2 separate regions of the Homo sapiens genome follow, and region 1 is linked to region 2. Evidence: chromatin contacts called from ENCODE POLR2A ChIA-PET data. All regions are on one chromosome and are shown on one strand. The core of a region is the stretch at or near the end of the contact, and the rest is flanking DNA. Distances in the headings are between cores, read along the strand shown. Region 1 has its middle 8.9 kb from the start of MIR145. Region 2 overlaps DPYSL3 (dihydropyrimidinase like 3).

Region 1 (4,307 bases), core at 157-2,656, 2.0 Mb after region 2:
AGTAAAATTAAAAGATCACTCCTAAACGGGGCAGGGAGGGAAAGCAAATGTATTCCTCTTGTATACTTTTTTATATCTATATAAAGAAACCCAGGAAAAATACAAAAGGACCTAATAAAAGTGTTTACCTATGAAAGCAAACTTCTCAATACCCACTCTTGCATCATTTTGACATCTTAACCATATGTAGATATCATCTGTATTCCTGTCTTGTGGCTGCCATAACAAACTGTCACAAACTGGGTGGCTTCAGACAATAGCGATTTATTCTCTCACATTTCCAGAGGCCAGAAGTTCAAATCCGGGCGTGGGCAGGGCCACATTTCCTCCCAAGGCTGTGGGGAGCTTCTCTTCCCTGTCTCTTCCATCTTCTGGGGCGCCACACATTTCTTGGTGCATCGAGGACATTGCTCCAATCTCTGTCTGTGTGGTTACAGGGCCTCCTCCCCTTCTCTCTGTTTTTTTTTTTTTTTTTTTTTTTTTTTGAGACAGGTTCTGGCTCTATCGCCCAGGCTGGAGTGCAGTGGTGCAATCTCTGATCACTCCAACCTTCACCTCCTGGGTTCGAGCAATTCTCATGCCTCAGCCACCTGAGTAGCTGGGATTACAGGCGCACCACCGTGCCCAACTAACTTTTATATTTTTTTGTAGAGACAAAGTCCTGCCATGTTGCCTCGGCTGGTCTCACACTCCTGGGCTCAAGCAAAGCACCCCAGAATGTTGGGATTACAGGCGTGAGCCACCACACCTGGCCCCTTCTGTCAAATCTTCCCCATGTGACTCTGATTAAGACACTTGTCAGTGAATTTAGGACCCACTCAAATAATCCAGGATGATCTCTTCGTCTCAAGATTCTTAACTTAATTACATCTGCAAAGATCCTTTTTTCCAAACAAGGTCGCAGTCCCACAGATCCTAGGAATCCAGCTTTGGACATATCTTTTGGGATGCCACCATTCAACCCATCATGCTACCTACTCAAAAAGACCGAAGTAAACTGAAACATTTCTTCTAGCTGTGGGGTGGGGAATGAACTATAGGGTGGTGGGATGGAGGCGGAGTGGGCACGTGTGGGAGGAAAGGCCAAGAGAAAGTGATCTGTGGGAGGGAAAAGTCAGAATGTAGCATTCCTCACCCCTCCCCTGTCTGGTTTAAGCAAATGGCACATTTTGGTGCCTCTGCTGTGGCTGGGGAGATTGGAGGACAAAGCGGGTTTGCAGGAGGTGGGGATTGGGAAGGGAGGAAAGTTTTAGAAGTTTCAAAATGTTTCAAGTAGGTAGTTGGAAGACCGCATGGCAAGGGAGGGGGAATGGAAGCCTCAGATGACTGAGCAACCCAGGCTACAGAAGCCCCATCATCTCCCTCCTTAGAGAGCTCAGCATCTGGGGATGCAGCCACCTGGCAGAGTTGGCCATGATTCAGCTTGTGAAATCCAGGTTTCTCCCAGTCTACATTTGCACAACCAATTCTGTGAATTTAAATGCAAGACTTCTCATCTCCAATGTAAATTTCAGGATCCCTATGACTAATCTTTCCCCGTAATTCTGCCTCCAAACCAAGCAGGAGTGTATGCATAGTATGATCCCATTTTTGCAGGAGGAAAAGACTCTTTGTGTGGGCCTATAACAATAGCTAATCCTGGCTGAGCCAGACATTGTGCTGAGCTCAGCATACTTTATCTCATTTCATTTTCTCAGCCACACTCTAAACAAGGTGGAATTCTCATCTTCCGAGGAAGAAAATGAGACTCAGAGAGGTCACTCGCCCAAACTAGTGACCTATTGGGAGTTGTACGCTGGTGTCTTGGCCTTTGTGTCTATAATCATTAACGCCTCCCCCCACCTTTACGCCCACTTGTAGATACAAATGCATATAAAACATTCAAGCATATACCTACAAAGCTGTTAACAGTGGTTAGTTCTGAGATGGTGGTGAGAGGCTACCCATTACACAGTTCTGCCTCACTTTAAATTATCTTCAAAGGACTGGGCACAGTGGCTCAGGTCTGTAATCCTAGCACTTTGGGAGGCCAAGGTGGGCAGATCACCTGAGGTCAGGAGTTCGAGACCCGCTTGGCCAACAGGGCAAAACCCCTTCTCTACTAAAAATACAAAAATTAGCTGGCTATGGCAACGCACACCTGTAATCCCAGCTACTTTGGAGGCTGAGGCAGAAGAATCACTTGAACCCAGGAGATGGAGGTTGCAGTGAGCTGAGATCGTGCCACTGCACTCCAGTCTGGGCAACAGAGTGAGACTCCATCTCAAAAAATAAATTAATTAATTAATTAATTAAATTAAATTAAATTATCTTCAAGGAATCTGCTTCTCTAATTAGTAAATAGACATCTGTTCATCCAGAGAAAAATCTGGAAGAACATACACCAAAATGTCAACTGTGGTTCCATCTGGGGAGCATAAGCATGGGAAACGAGCTACCTTCCACACTGTATATTTTGATGTTGTTTGAACTTTATACGATGAGCATGTGCCACTTTTGTAAGCAGAAAAAGTAATTAAGACCTTTTTTTTTTTTAACGTAAAAGGAAGAATAAAGAGGAGGGTGACTCAGCAGCTGGCAACAGAGGCCCCACCTTCCTTCCTGTGCTCCTTTCCACCTCTCCCCACCCACATGCACACACCCTAACTGGAAAAACCTGGGCTCCTGCCGGCTGCGTCTGTCCTTCCCGTCTCTCCTCCTAGTGGTTGAACTGGGCCACCGCTAATCCCAGGGCAATAATATCTCCCCCTCACCTTTATTAGTGGCTTGTGGTTTATGGGATGCCTCCAGTGCCAGCTCATGTTTAATCCTCCCCATGATGCTGTGAGGTAGCTATTCTCATGCCCATTCTACAGACATGGAAACTGAGGCTCAGCAAAGCTAAGCTCCCTGCCAGAGGTCACATAGCATGTCTGCGATTGTGCCTGGGCCCAAATTCCCAGGCCAGGCTTCTTGAATGCTGCATCAGTTCAAGCTCATTTCAGGAACCTGAGGTTTGCTACCTAAAATCGGCCTGTTGGATCTTGTTCAGCCACATGAAACAGCAGATGTGCGCCTGTTCTCTGAAGAGCCCATCCCTGCAGCCTCAGGCACTCAGCCCTTCCCTGCACTGCCTTGGCCCTGGGGCTGAGCCTGAGAGAGAGGAATGGAAGGGCGCTTTGGGTCCTGACAGAGAAGCGTGGGTAAAAGGGAGACAAAAAGGGGGCAGACCCCTAGCATACACACAGATGGGCACAGGCAGGCAAACCCTACAGTCTAGGAAAGTGGGTAGGGGCCAGGCAAGGTGGCTTACGCCTGTAATCCCAGCACTTTAGGCCGAGGTGGGAGGATCACCTGAGGTCAGGAGTTTGAGACCAGCCCAGCTAACACGGTGAAACCCTGTCTCTACTAAAAATACAAAAATTAGCCAGGTGTAGTGGCGAGCACCTGTATTCCCAGCTGCTTGGGAGGCTGAGGCAAGAGAATTGCTTGAACCCGGCAGGCAGAGGTTGCAGTGAGCCGAGACCATGCCGCTGCACTCCAGCCTGGGCAACAAGAGTGAAACTCCATCTCAAAAAAAAAAAAAAAAAAAGTGGGTATGGGCTGGATCAGAATCCTGGATATGGCTTTGATCAAATCATTTAGTGTCTGTGGGCCTCAGTTCCCTCATCTGGAAAACGTGCATTACAGTAGCACCACCTTATAGAGCAGTTCCAAGGACTCAGTGGGGAATCCTTAGAGTGCATTTAGCACAATACCTGGACATAATGCCTGCTGAATAAGTGCTGCTTCTTGTTATTAACAAGACTGAATTGATCTGATCAAAGCAGCTCCCTTTGGTTTCAGCGAACATTTACTGAGTGCCTACTATGTGCAGGCCTGGGGTAAGCCCTGGGGATATTGTGATAAAGTAGATGGAGCTCTGCTCTCACACAGCTCCCAAGCGATCAAGGGAGGCCAACCCAGAAAGAGGCAGACCATTCCTGGAGGCCACCAGGGTGGAGGGGTCCATGTGAGGTGAGACCTTGAATGCCAGACTGAGCTATCTGAACCTTCTCCTGTTGGCCTGGGAGCCACGGAAGGTCTTAGAGCAGGGGTCGCTGACCAAGTCGTCTCATGTAGAAGTGGGATCTCGGTCCCTGCGGCCCACCCGCTTCCTGAGCCATCGTTGAGGACGGTGTGGTGGGAGAAGGGGAAGCTTAAGAGGGTCAGGCACTGGGCCTGTGAGGCCAGGATGGGGGCGTCTTGGCTCAGACAGGGTTGAAGGTGGACTCGGGGAGGCCACACAGAGACGTTAGGGAGGGGATTCGGTCCTGGAGTCAGTAGCA
Region 2 (4,134 bases), core at 421-2,920:
GGATTCTGCCTCAAAAATTAGAGGCCTAACTACCCAAACCATGGAGAGGGGATAAAGGCTATTGGAATATACACTGATCTAAGCTGTTTAGCTTCTTTAAGAAGAAGGAATAGTGATATAGAAAGCAAATGCTAGCTCATAGCTAGGTGGTTGGTACCAAGTTTCTCTATGCCAAAATCTGGGGCCAAAGCTACCCTATACAGCCCTGCACTTCTTTAACTTTGGTCCTCCAACTTCCACAGTTAAATTCTCCACAAGTTTGCACTCTATGGCCAGGATCACAAATAGATTTTGCCTTGTTTCAACTCCATTCAACTGGTAATAGTTGCCTAGAATTCCATGAAGGGAAAAATTCTAATAATGCGCGGGGTCTCAGTAGAAAAGACTCATGATTAATTAGTAATGTCTGCCATAGGCAAAAGAAGGAAGCGATGGCAATGATTCACATTGGACAGCCCTGCTTTTGGGGGTGAGAGTAAAAAAAAATCCAAGTGATGAGAATTCAAGGGCTCTCCAAAAATACTTACACACTAAAGGATACAGGACCATAAAGATATGAAGAAATGAAAGTCACAGCAAGCACTCAACTACTATTGAAAGAAATAGAATCTTAAAAGTGGAAGAAATCTCCCTCTGGACTATGTTTAGCATGGAAGAGTAAAAGAAGCTAAGATAGTAATTACACCTAGATTTGAATACCAGCTCTCCCAGCTGGGAGATCCTGGACAAGTTGTGCTGCAATTTCATCTGAAAAAAGGCATTTCTGAGAAATGCCTATTTCTCAGAGTTCTTTGAGAATTCTACACAATAAAAAAATTAAAGTATTTATGTCAGTGCAGGGCACATAGCTGTTCCTCATTAAATTGTAGCTTTCTAATATTAATTCTGAGCAGCCATATAGTTAAAGAGCCCTGATGATTGGTGACTAAACACACTGAGACTTCAACCATATCCTGCTCAGGAGGGAAGTGCAAACCCTGCTACACTTTGTCTTGCAAAGAATGCTCTTGGGTGTTTCCCTGAGAATGACGGTCCATGAGTTGTTTACTGACTTCAATCTCAGCAGCCAGTTTTTCATCCCTGAAATAATACCCCCATTCCACCCCGGAGACACAGCTGTACTAGTTCTGCTCGCCAGAGAATTATGTGCCAAAAGGCTCAGGGTTAGGAATTTTTGTCCATGAAGTTTAAAATAAGACCAGCATATAACTAAAACACCCTGTCCCGAGCGGCCCTAGGTCACCCTAAGAATGGGTCCCGGGCAGAATGCAGCCTCAGCAGAGGGCATGAGGGCGGTGGGTGGTCACAGTTGGCAGGGGTGTGTGTGTGCGGCACTGGGTGAGGGCACAAGGAGTTCCTACACACTTCTTCTTTTTCTTTTCTTTGCTTTTCTCCAAGAATGAGTGAGGAGCACTGGGCTGCTTTCCTGGTTCTCGCCCAATGACTCATACCCAGTGGAGCAACCACTCCATGTCAGTTGAAACTTCTAAAAGCTAAGGAGAAAACAGCAGGCCTACGAAGAACAGAGGAAGGAAGGAGGTGCCCCAGAATCTGTCAGCTAGGAAGAGTGTCTAGACAATGTGAAAGCCTCCCCTCTTGTAAGAAAAATAGGGTCACCCTGTGCCAGAAGGCCAGGCATCTGAACACTCAGCCATCAGCGTCAGCTGAGACTATTTTTAGCTACTGCAATCACTCACACGTGGAGTTTCACAGGCCAGTTTGGTAGATGAATCACCCATGTTGGGCCTCTCTACTACCAGAATGGCCACTGGCACGCAGCAGTAGCAACCACATCACTGGGCCTGGTAAATCCTCTCACAACCCAACACAGAGCCACACATCTGCAGCTTCTCACCTGCACTCGTCCCTTACCCAGCCTCACAACTGAGCCCACGAGTCTGACACTGAGGATGAGAACCAGAAACAGAAAAGAAAGCTCTGAAAACTTTAGCTAAGCACAAGGCAAGCAAAGGAAGCCCAAGTTAACACCAGTGGAGAAAAGAAGCAGAAGTCAACAGGGAGCAGGGACACAGCCAGGGTCATGAAGGCCATGGTGGCCAATATGCTTTGGAGACCCACTCAACCCCTTCTCTAAAATAACTTGTGTTAGTCTCAGTGGCTCAGGAGGTGTGACCTGCATCTGCACTGTGGCCTCAATCCTGGCCAGATTATATCATCCCCGGGGTGTTTACTGGTCCAGGGATGAGCACATGACCCAAGCCAGACCAGTCACAGTGCTCCTAGGGACTTTTGCTTGACCTGCTGGAAAAGGTGTATTTTACTTTCCCATCATGCTCTCTGCCAAAAATTGAGGACAACAGGGGCCTCTCAGCATCTATTCTGTAACTGTTCATACTGAACATAAACCAAACAGAGGAAAGAGAGCCAAGAAAGGAGTAAGCGTGACAAACACCTAATACCATTGTTGAGGCCCCTCAATCTAGCCATACCTGAAACACCTACAATCGGTTATTCACTTGTGTTTGTTTAAGCCAGTTTGAGCAGGATCTTTGAATTTTGCACCCAATTTAATCCTGACTGATATGTCCGTTTATAAAACTCAGACAAGGTGAACTGAAAATCAAAGATCAAGGGGAGAAGTAAGATGCACAAAGTCTCAGAAGAACTGGTTCAAGCTGTGTCATCTTGGACAACTCATCTAACCTTCCTGAGCCTCAGTTTACTTAAATGCCAAGTGGGAGAAATCCCAGGATCCTCCCATCCACACAGGATGTGGAGAGCGGCTTCCTAGGGAGCAAGGCAATGAGCAAAGTAGGCACCATTTATATTACACAGGACAACCAGAGAGGGAAGGAGCCACACAGTGCCATCAGGGGCTCCGAGATCTTGGAAACACAAATCACCTTTTTTCCTGGCTTGTGAGATGAGGTCAGCTGCACTCTTGCTCATGACCTTTGTGACGTAGAGAGGGCAATTGGTTTGGCTGGCAATGGTGATGGCACGGAACACAGCCTCAGCTTCCAGCTGCAAGAAAAAGTCTCCAGGAGTCAATAGAAACATGAACCTCTCAAACTGGTGGCTCCCACCTCCACGAACTGTGAGGATGCAGTGCTGCACAAAGGTTATGGATAATTTTGGCAGGATCTGGAATTAGATAGCCTATATCCACATCTCAGATCTACCACTTCCTAACTGTGTCACTTTACTCAGCTTCCCAGTGCCTCTATCCCTCACTAGTAAAATAGTATAGCACAGCATTGTCATCTGAGAGCAATGTCTGGCAGAGGGTAAGTACTTTTTCCTTAGCCTCTGTGGTTATCACAAAGGTGACATCTGAATGAAAGCCTTTGCTCCTCAATCTTCTCAGGACAGAATCTCTGGGCAAACACAATAGCAAACCATTATGTCTAAAATAACCAGCCAAGGCAGTTAGGCATCATGGTTCCTCAAATCCTTTCCTGCAGCAGTAAGTGGTCAGCAAAGGGTTAATTTTAGGAGGCATTTCTTACGAAAATAATTCCCAGGTTTCTCAACACAAAGACTTGTTTTATAATTGATCTCTCCCATCTTACCCTAATGTAGAATTCATGTTTTCAAATATGCTAACCAACCCAGTGGCATTTATTAAGAAATTAGAAGTTTTCCCTTATTTTATTAACAAAGCAGGGTCTGAGAGCTGAGGCTCTCTCAGATGGCCTGGTTCTGAGTCCTGGTTCTGACACTTATAAGCTAGGTGACCTCGGGTACATTGCACAACCTCCCAAAGCCTCAGTTTCCTTGTCTGTAAATTGAGGATAATAGGATCTGACATGTTGGGCTGTGGTGAGGATTAAATGAGTTCATCCTTATAAAGCAGTTAGCTCATTCCTAATGGGGAAACAAGGTAAGTGCCCCTTGAGGGTTGGCTACTGATATTATTGTTGATAATATTTTCTAACCAGTTGAGGGTCTGTGTTACTCTCAAGTGGTCTACTCTCAACTTGTGTAAGTTAGTCCAATTCAGCACAGAGCAGAGACTTTGACATTCTTCCATTCAATTGGCAACACTTCATTTTTTTATGGATATGACATTCTGGTTAGCCTGTGGAGCCCAACACTTAAAAAAAATACCAAAAATAGCTTGCAGATGCCCAATGGCTGTATAATGCAAACCAGTCACTGTCCATTGTGGGT

What was found. ChIA-PET counts read pairs that join two places held with the same protein, here RNA polymerase II (POLR2A).
Region 1: POLR2A ChIA-PET joins it to region 2 with 14 read pairs in BJ. The contact joins two enhancer-like sites. POLR2A ChIA-PET finds 5 or more read pairs at or near these places in 2 of 52 experiments (BJ and IMR-90).

The regions. Positions count from the first base shown.
Region 1 is chr5:149,437,410-149,441,716 of GRCh38, forward strand. No RefSeq gene overlaps it. Among named protein-coding and RNA genes, the nearest start is that of MIR145, 8.9 kb to the left of the region's middle. RefSeq lists an enhancer at 3,785-4,307. Within about 2 kb of position 1,407, at least 3 of the 41 ENCODE cell types and tissues checked have a DNase peak (open chromatin) inside an H3K27ac peak, as active enhancers do.
Region 2 is chr5:147,402,746-147,406,879 of GRCh38, forward strand. DPYSL3 (dihydropyrimidinase like 3) reads right to left here. Exons shown (of 14, transcript NM_001197294.2): 8 at 2,865-2,985. Among named protein-coding and RNA genes, the nearest start is that of DPYSL3, 110 kb to the right of the region's middle. Within about 2 kb of position 1,671, at least 22 of the 41 ENCODE cell types and tissues checked have a DNase peak (open chromatin) inside an H3K27ac peak, as active enhancers do.